2 separate regions of the Homo sapiens genome follow, and region 2 is linked to region 1. Evidence: chromatin loops called from intact Hi-C (ENCODE). Cell type or tissue: OCI-LY7. All regions are shown on one strand.

Evidence for each region. Peaks named below come from ENCODE experiments on the same cell type or tissue, not always from the same donor. Only the 100,000 strongest peaks of a DNase experiment are listed, where the experiment ranks them.
Region 2: a loop joins it to region 1, with 8 times the contacts of the local background. A loop is called at or near these places in 5 of 110 quality-filtered maps.

The regions. Positions count from the first base shown.
Region 1 is chr18:23,862,601-23,867,600 of GRCh38, reverse strand. LAMA3 (laminin subunit alpha 3) reads right to left here. Exons shown (of 75, transcript NM_198129.4): 36 at 2,718-2,816. Among named protein-coding and RNA genes, the nearest start is that of LINC02958, 120 kb to the left of the region's middle. In OCI-LY7, no CTCF peak of the experiment used is centred here; DNase peaks (open chromatin) are centred at 360, 2,710, 4,480, 4,780 and 3 weaker places; H3K4me3 peaks cover 1,222 bases; H3K27ac peaks cover 5,000 bases.
Region 2 is chr18:24,006,853-24,011,852 of GRCh38, reverse strand. All of the region lies in intron 2 of TTC39C-AS1 (TTC39C antisense RNA 1), which reads left to right. It also overlaps a transcript of TTC39C not described here. Among named protein-coding and RNA genes, the nearest start is that of TTC39C, 5.4 kb to the left of the region's middle. RefSeq lists an enhancer at 1,724-1,853. In OCI-LY7, CTCF peaks have their summits at 1,844 and 2,044; DNase peaks (open chromatin) are centred at 97, 552, 1,612 and 1,992; H3K4me3 peaks cover 2,384 bases; H3K27ac peaks cover 3,037 bases.

The DNA.
Region 1 (5,000 bases):
AGCTTAAAAAGATGGAATTTCTTTTTTTTTTCTTTTTTTTTTTTTTTTGGCAGGGATGGAATCTCACTCTCTTGCCCAGGCTGGAGTGAAATGGCACAACCTTGGCTCACTGCAACCTCTGGCATCCGGGTTCAAGCGATTCTCCTGCCTTAGCCTCCCTAGTAGCTAGGATTACAGGTGCTCACCACCACACCCTTCTTATTTTTGTATTTTTAGTAGTTTCACCATGTTGGCCAGGCTGGTATCAAACTCCTGACCTCAAGTGATCCACCTGTCTTGGCCTCCCGCAGTGCTGGGATTACAGGTGTGGGCCACTGCACCTGGCAGAAAAAAAAATTTTTTAAACTATGCCTTGCAGTCAATGCAGGAAGTGCTGTTTTCATTACTGGCCACCGAACCAGCCTGCGGTGGGAAGAAAGTGCTTTGGTGGGTGGGTTACTGAGGAGGGTGGGGAGGGCAGAGGGTTGGCACATGCAGGGAGCTGCAGCTGGCATGTGGAGCGAAAAATTCCCCTGCTGCCTCCCCCTGTGGGACCCAGCCTCACTCGCTCTCAGCCTCCAGCCCACCCCATTATGGTGGCTCACATGTGCATCTTAACAGGGCAAGGTGGGGTGGCCAGCACTACTGCATCAGCACCCTACCATCAGCAACCCTGCTGCAAAAACACACACATGTCCCAGCTTTTCTGCTGTAGCACAAAACCCTAAAGGTGTTTGGTATTTCATTAGGGCTGGTATTTCAGAAAGAAGGCCATTACCTAGGATCACATATCATTTAAAACCTTAATCTAAGAAACATGCCCTAGAGGCTCTTAATTACAGTGGATTAGAACAAAGCAGCAGGGAAAATGTTTTGTGAGCCTAAATTATTTTCCATGTTTGAAGGTAAAATTAAACAGAAAATTTGGTCATTACCTCTCAGTGAATTCTAATGGTTTGCACAATAAACTCTTTGGCAGTAAAAAAATACGCCTGGCCTGAACTACAAGATGCTCTGCAAAAACATGAAACTGAAATACAGCACTGCTGTGACTGTGTTTTTACTGTGTAGCTATTTTTCCTTAGACTATAACTCTAAAATCTTTGCTGCTTTATCTTCAAGATATTCTGCAAAGGTTCCTTGGAGTTTTTAAAACAGTTTAGTAGATTTGCATACCAGTAAAAACAAAGCAACACAGCAGTGCCTGAACACAAATATCTACCAAGAATATGCTGTGATGAGGTGTGTGTGACTTGCTGGTCCCTGTATACAGTACATGACATGAGAAAACCTTTCCCAAAGCTATCATTACATCGCATTAATCACACCCAATAAACCAGAAATAGAGCCGACTTCAGGCAGTGGCACCCTACCCTATGTTTAGGGTATTATGCCCTGTGTCGTGGGGAATTCAAAGTAGGATGTGATACTACCCTTGCCCTCAAGGAATTTTCTAGACTGCCGCACTGGATTGTGTGCCAGGCACATAGTGTGTGGATGTTGTTACTTCCTTTCTCAAAAAACAAACGTCCCCTCAGTGGTGGGTGGACTACTTGAGGTCAGGAGTTTGAGACCACCCTGGCCAACATGGTGAAACCCCATCTCTAAAGAAAATACAAAAATTAGCCGGGCATGGTGGCCCATGCCTATTATCCCAGCTACTCAGGAGGCTGAGGCAAGAGAATTGCTTGAACCAGGGAGGCAGACTAAAAATCCTGTTATAGCATCAAACCCTTCCAGACTTGTTTTCAATGACTCTGCACACACTGATGATACAGCCCCATTGGACTGGTCATCCATGAGCACAGCCTCCTGCCCTGTACCACCCCCGAGTCCTGTTAGCCTTTGTCCCTGCCCCTGGAAGGGCACTTCTCTTCTTATGCCCATTCTTAAAGACTTAGCTCAAAATGAACCACAAAGTCTTCTAAGGGCCTCTCAGACCACATGACTCCCATTCCCCCTACCCAGACCCCAGCACTGAGAGGGCCCTGTTTGGCTCTCCTCCAATAGTTACCATTCAGTGGGTTGGAGTTCCTGGCATATTTCTCTAATCTCCCCTCCTTTTGAGAAAAGGGGTCACCTGTCCTTTACAGAGTCCAACAATATGATCTTGCCCCGTGGTAAGGATTCAAAGACATTTATGAAACAAAATTGAAAGATAGAAACATAAAAAATGCTTAATATGTGGCTGGACATGTGGCTCACGCCTGTAATCCCAGAGCTTTGGGAGGCTGAGCAGGGAGAATTGCTTGAGCCTAGGAGTTTGAGGCCAGCCTGGGCAACATAGTGAGATCCTATCTCTACAAAAATTAAAATTAAAAACTCCTCAGCTGGCCATGGTGGTGTGTGCCTATAACTCCAGTGCTTGGGGAGGCCAAGGCAGGAGGATTGCTTGAGGCCAGGAGTTCAACTCCAACCTGGGCAACACAGTGAGACCCTGTCTCTACAAAGATAAAAAAAGTTCAAAAAAAGTTTAACATGAGGCAGTAACTTGTGAGAGGCAAAAGCAAAATACGGTTAAGTACTTTGGAGGCAGAGAAGACAGACAACATTTGGTCAGAGGAGGCAGGATCCTGAAAAGATGTTACATGCTTTCAACTTTCATTTAGTTTCTGCAAAATATTGGAAATGATTTAATCTAAACTTTTTGTAGGCCACATATCAAGATGTCCTAAATTTAGATCAGCACCAACTGCAACTGCCACTTCCTGCCACTTAGGTCATGCTCTGATACCTACAGTGAGCTGTACATCCGGCTTCTTTTCCAGAAGAACCATGTCGCCAGGCAAGCCAAAGGACTTGGCTTGGTAAGTGAGGTAACCACCATATGAAGAAACCTAAAATGGAATTAATAGCATCAATAGCACAAGCATTAAAAGAGATGATGTCAACATCAACCCGCATGAAAAGCACTTAGGCACACAAGGTGTGGAAAGAAACACACTCGACCTGGTAACAAGGGTTGTATCTAGGAGGTGGGGTTGAGGATGGTATTTTTTCTACTTTATGCTATTTTTAATGTCATTTGAAATGTTTAGCATGAACATGATTGAGTTTTACAAGCAAGAAGATACCTTTATTAAAAGGAAAAATATGGCTGGGTGTAGTAGCTCATGCCTATAATCCCACACTTTGGGAAGCCGAGGCAGAAGGATCACTTGAGGTCAGGAATTAGGGACCAGCCAGGGCAATACAGCGAGACCCTGTCTCTACAAAAATATTTAAAAATTAGTCAGGTGTGGTGGTGCACACCTGTAGTCCCAGTTACTCAGGAAGCTGAGGTGGAAAGATCGCTTGAGCCCAGGAGTTTGAGGCTGCAGTGAGCTATTATTGTACCACTGCAGTGCAGCTTGGGCAACAGGGCAAGACCCTGTCTCTTTTAAAAAAAAAAAAAAATGAAAGAAAGAAAAGAAAGAAAGTAAGAAAAATAATAGTCGTGTTCCTTTTTTTTTCTAGATGATTACTAAACCAAAATGTTTATTTAATCCACAACTATTCTAGGAAATCTAGGCCATTGGTTTCTTTTTTAACTGAGAGAACTGGATAATATCTATCAGTCACAAAATAACCTCTAAAAATAAATTTTCTCCAAAAACAATTCTCCTGAAAGCAGATGGTGAACATTTCCCAAATTATTGTGAGTTCTGCTGTGTACAGTAGCCATGGCTGACAACTCCAGCAGGTGCACAGACCTCTCAATGTCCCACAAGCAGCATGATGGTGGTGAGGACATGGAGTGAATGGTCAGTTTTCTGACAGCTACTTCACACCTTGGGTCCTGACACCTCCCATCCTTTAAGTAAAACACAATCAAGAAGGAAGAAGTGACAGAAGGATGAAAATCACAGGCAAGGTCACCTCTGATTAGACAGAACAAAATAACCTATAGGAAAATGCCAACAACTTAGAGCAGGCAGGGGAAAGAAGCCACGCTCTTCTAGGATCCCATTCAACAGAAGCTTTTCCCTAGAGTCTGTAACCTGACAAAGCCTTACAGAGCTTTGATCTTCAAGCCTGGAAGTATTCCAAGGCAATGTCTTGAATTATTATTGTGATTTAAGTATTGCTTTTTTGATGGGCTTAAAGTGGTTTTAAAAACATGGCCACAAATTCTTTGCACTCCTGCCTTCAAGAGGTGGGGCTTAATTCCCCCTCCTCCTTTTTGTTTTGTTTTGTTGAGATGGAGTCTCGCTCTGTCGCCCAGGCTGGAGTCCAATGGCTCGAGCTCAGTTCATTGCAACCTCCGCCTCCCAGGTTCAAATGATTCTCCTGGCTCAGCCTCCTGAGTAGCTGGGACTACAGGCGCCTGCCGCCATGCCCAGCTAATTTTTGTATTTTTAGTAAAAACAGGTGTTTCATCATGTTAGCCAGACTGGTCTCAAACTCCTGACCTCAGATGATCCGCTTGTCTCGGCCTCCCAAAGTGCTGGGATTACAGGCGTGAGCCACCAAATTCCCCTCCCTTTGAGTGTGGGCTGGGCTTAGTGACTTGCTGCTAATGAATAGAATAAAGGAGAAGTGAGGGCATGGCAGTTCTGAAATTAGGTTACAAAAACACTGCAGCTTCTGTCTTGAGCTAGCTCTCTCTCTCTCTCTCTCTTTCTCTCTCTCTCTCTCTCCCCCACCCTGTTACCCACCCCCCATAAGTTGCTTTGGGGGAAGCCAGCTGTCATGTCATGAGGACCCTCAGGTAGCCTATGGAGGGTCTCACGTGATGAGAAATGGAGGCTTCCAGCCCACAGCTAGCCAGAAGCAGAGGCCTGCTAACAGCCATGTGGGTGAGCTTGGAAGCAGATGCTGCAGTCCCAGGGGACTACAGCCCTGGTTGACATCTTGACAGTAACCTAGGAAGACTCTGGGCCATCCCCTCCTGAATTCCTCATCCAAGATAATCATTACTGCTTTAAGCTGCGAAGTGTTGGAGTAATTTGTTACATAGCAATAGATAATCAACACATGGGCCCGTCATATAGCGGTAAAGAGGAGTATTAAGTGAAAGAGAAGTGGGATCATAGAAGAGA
Region 2 (5,000 bases), 140 kb before region 1:
CCGAGTGTTTCCTTTGGAAGTTGAGAGACAGAGAGAGTGGAAAAAAGGGAGAAAAAAAGAGAAAAAGAAAAGCCAGCGAGTGGTGGAAATAACCCACTTCCTTTCTGCAGTGGGTGTTGCCAGTATTTTGTGGTTCTTCATTTGATTTCACTGTGAAAATGAAACTTTAATTTCAAATGATCAGTAAAAGAAGGTAGATTTTAAAAAATAAGGTGTTGTGGTTGCAAATGACAGAAAAACCTGACCCAAACTGGCTCAGCAAAGCAAACATATTGATTGGTGTAGAGAAGTTTTACAAAATGAGGCTGTATCCCTGGCTTCAACACTAACCAGGACCCAGTTTCTCCTCTTGACCTCTTAGCTTTGCCACTTTGGTGTTTATTGGCTCTATTCTCAGACAGGGCCGCCTCTCCTGGTCCCAAAAGGTTTTTGGAAGCTCCCAGAGCTACATGCTTGCTGGCTACATCCAGCGGGAAGGCATTGCTTCTCTAACAGCTTAACTGAAATCCCCTAATTAAATCTCACTGGCTTTAATTGGCAAGATTGTAGTCAGGTGCCCATCTTTGCACCAATTAATGTGAGTAGGAGGGGCAGATCATGCTAATTGGATTATGCCAGTCAGGGTCTGCTCCAGGACCTGGATGGGTAGAACCTATTTCACCCAAACTACCTGGCTGGGAAATCCCAGATCTGTTAGGAAAAGAGAGGTAGGGAATGGATGTGAGAGCGACAATCAACAAACATACCCTACCCTTGTCTTCCTGAACATGTTTTGAATTTTTGGAATTACATTCGGTTTTTTTCTTGAGACAGGGTCTCACTCTTTACCCAGGCTGGAATGCAGGGGCGAGATCATGGCTCAATGCAGCCTTCACCTCCCAGGCTCAAGTGATCCCCCTACCTCAGCCTCCTGAGTAGCTGGAACTACAGGCACATGTCACCACACCCAGCTAATTTTCGTATGTTTTGTAGAGATAGGGTTTCGCTGTGTTGTCCAAGCTGGTCTCAAACTCCTGAGCTCAGGTGATCCGCCCACCTCGGCCTCTTAGAGTGCTGGGATTACAGGCATGAGCCACCCATGCCTGGCCTGGAATTATACTTTAAATGCATTCGAAGAATAAAGTACCACAAGAAAACCTTACTGTGTGTACTTTGGTTGTATTACATTTTTCAGTGATGCTAACAGTCATGCCTTTGTGCATCTTTTTGTAAATCCATATTATCCATCAAAATAAATACAGGTTCCCAAAATGTTTGGAATTCTAAGAAGGAGGAGAGTAGGGAAATTAATATCACTATTTTTATGTTGTGCTAGCTTTACCCATTCAGCTCTTCTACTGAAGGTGAAGTAAGATTTAATTAACTACCTTTAACTAGAAGGCAAATCAGGTCAAGGGTTGCTATGTAAAACCTATTAAATTGTTTAGCCTAAAGCTGCCTTCTTACGTATTTTAGCCTAAAGATTTCTCCGTACATAGTGAACTGTAGCCTAACTGGATGCATAAACAGACTGTAACAAACTCTTGTAACAAGTAGCGGAGTTTCAGCCAATCACAGCAGCCAACTGTTCAAACCGTAGCCAAATAAGGCAGACCCCGAGCTGTAAACAACCTGACTGTTTCTGTATCTCACTTCTGTTTTCTTTATGTCACTTACTTTCTTCTGTCCATAAATCCTCTCTGACGCATGACAGCGCCAGTTGCTCTGAATCTATTCTGATGGTGGAGTTGCCCAATTCTCCAATTGTTCTTTGTTCAATTAAACTCTGTTAATTTATCTAAAGTCTTTCTTTTAACAAACCATACAGCAAGTTCCTTCCTTTTCTGCTCATAGGTGGATCACTAACTTGCCTCTAAGGAAGGGAACATAGTTGTGGACCAGTGAGGTTCACCTGGCTGTTTTTGCAGTTGGATGTGTGTCTCTGAGAGGACACTCATGGCTGCCCTGGGAAACCACAGCAGTTACCATGGGCCAGGAAACCATCCCCCTTTGGGTTGGACGCCTCCTCACCTGCCTTTTCATAAACCACATAGCCACTGGAGTGCAGTAATGGTTTAGGCAGGTGTTTACTAGAGATCATTGTTCTGCTGCTGTAGAGAGTCAGGGACAAAACTGGGGAAGAAGGCATTGTCTCTCCTCCACCGCTTTCCTCCCCTGGGAAGCTTAAGCAGTGATCTCTCCTGCACTAGCCCTTGACTGGGGTGTGTCTTTGAGTGTGACTGCAGGTCTTCTGTTGGTCTTCAGATAGTTTCATTCTCTCTCCCCATTATGCCTCCCTTCCCTTTAACCCATCTCCTTCCTTTTCATTGATAGTCCCTGTTCCCTGGATCTACCATCCCTCCCTCTTCCTTAGAGATAATCAAGTTTTCCTCTCCTTTGGTCCCTCCTCATGACTTGCACATTTTGCAGCCTTGGGTGAATGTCCATTACTTCTCTTGTCTGTCTACTGACTTGTTCTGCAGAGGGAGAGGCCGTCTCTGGTTTCAAGACATGTGTCTACTGAGTCCCTGGAGAGGAAAGTAGATGAGTTCCAGTCCCATGGATAAGGGAAGTGTTAAATGGTAGCAGGTTCTATTCAGTGCCCTGGTGGGTTTTCTCTGGATTGTTTAACAGCAAAAAAAATCTTTCCACTAGAATTTTTTAAACTGGTATTTTAGGTTTGGAGGTACATGTCCAGGTTTGTTATAGAGGTAAACTCATGTCACAGGGGTTTGTTGTACAGATTATTTCATCACCCAGGTTCTAAGCCCAGTGACCAATAGTTATTTTTTATGATCCTCTCCTTTTTCCCAGCCTCTACCCTCAAGCAGACCCTGGCGTCTGTGGTTCCCCTCTTTGTGTCCATATGTTCTCATCATTTAGCTCTCACTTATAAGTGAGAACATGTGGTGTTTGGTTTTCTGCTCCTGTGTGAGTTTGCTAAGGATGATGTCCTCCAGCTCCATCCATGTCCCTGCAAAGGACATGATCTTATTCTTTTTTATGGTTGTGTGGTATTCCACGGTATATATGTGCCACATTTTCTTTATGTCATCTACAGTTGATGGGCATTTAGTTTGATTGCATGTCTTTGTTACTGTGAATAGTGCTGCAGTTGAATTATGTGTCTTTACGAAGACATGTGTACATGCGTCTTTATGACAGAACGATTTGTATTTCCCTGGTTATATACCCAATAATGGGAATGCTGGGTCGAATAGGAATTCTGTTTTTAGCTCTTTGAGGAATGGCCACACTGCGTTCCACAATGGTTGGACTAATTTACACTCCAACCAACAGTGGCACTATGACTAATTTCTATCTGGATTCCCCATTGTTATCTAAACAAGAAAGGTACTTTCCTTCTATTCACGTAACTTTACCTTGTTTCCTACTAAAAATCCTGGGCTTATGCTAAGGTAGTATTAATCTTTTCCTGCATAAACAGAAGGCAAATGGCATGTCCGAGCTCTTCTCTCCAATCAGTAGGCTTCTCCCCTGACTGCAGGAGGAAGAAGGAGATACCTTTTGGTTCATCTAACAAAGTATATGAATCTATTTTGGGTGGAAGCAGCAGCAGTATTGGCATTTGCTTCTCAGAGTGGATTTGTTTCCAAATCTTAAAGTGTAGTCAGATTCCCTCGGACATTCGAGAGCATGCAGTAGGTGTTCATGACCTGTTTGTAAGTTGAATGGTGAGGGTGAGCTACAGAGGGGATGAGTTGGACTCAGAGGGGAAAGGAGATTAGGCCAGGAGTCTAAATCGTGGGTTATGACTCTGGTCCTGCAATGCACTGACTTTGTGATTTGGGGCAATTTTACTTCATCTCTTTCAGCCTCAATTTCCCCATTTATAATATGAAGATAATCAGTACCTTCAAGGCAAGTAAATGAGATAGTGGGCACGTGAACATGCTTTGTTAATCTGTAATACCAAGATATTATTAGAACCTATACAATTTATTTTCAGATATTAAAGTCAGTGTGTCCTTCTGTTCACATATTTACTTGTCAACAGTATCTTGAAATTCCCAGCTAAAATAAAGTCTGTGCAATTAAATAACTAGTTGCATCATATAGAGATGATTAATTTAAACTGTTTCGAATATAAACAATACATGTTCACTATTGTTAATGCAGCATGAGGAAGAAGTACAGATTTTCTTCAGAATGTATAAAAATATAAAATAGTCTGGGTGAGGTGGCTCATGCCTGTAATCCCAGCACTTTGGGAGGCCGAGGTGGGTGGATCACCTGAGGTCAGAAGTTCCAGACCAGCCTGGCAAACATGGTGAAACCCTGTCTCTACTAAAAATACAAAAACTAGCCAGGCCTGGTGGCACCCATCTGTAATCCCAGTTTATCAGGAGGCTGAGGCAGGAGAATCGCTTGAACCCAGGAGGCAGAAGTTGCAGCGAGCCGAGATCATGCCACTGCACTCCAGCCTGGGCAACAGAGTGAGATTCCATCTCCAAAAATAAATAAATAAAGATAGTAAAAATATCTACATTTTAGAGTTCTTCATTTGGACCTGAATTATTTCTGCTTTAATAATCCCTAAGTATTATTTTGGACAAAGAAATAGATAATATTTGGTATGAAGAGTTTTAAAATGCACCTCTATGTTCTGTGTGTCCAACATGTTTTGCAGTCAGCTCTTGTTTACAAGGACATATGCATTGCTAATATAAAATAATTCCTTGTTGGTAAGTCACTTATGTTTTGCTCTGGGGTTACTTAGCAATCCGTGTGTCTCAACCCAGAACTCTGTGCCACGGAATTCCCCTAAAGTAACTTAAGGAACCTGTTGAAGAAAAAGTTTTCTATCTGCAAGTAATTCATAACAGGTATCTCCTTTATGCACAGCCTAGAGCTCATGAGCCTGATACTCTGGTTTTTCGTAGTATACTCACTGGGTGCTCCGACTGTGTCAGCAACAGGGGTAAGTGCTGGCAATATTTAGGCAAATATGACAAGGCCCCTGCCCTAGAGAAGCTCATCCTGATGAGACACGTAGCCAG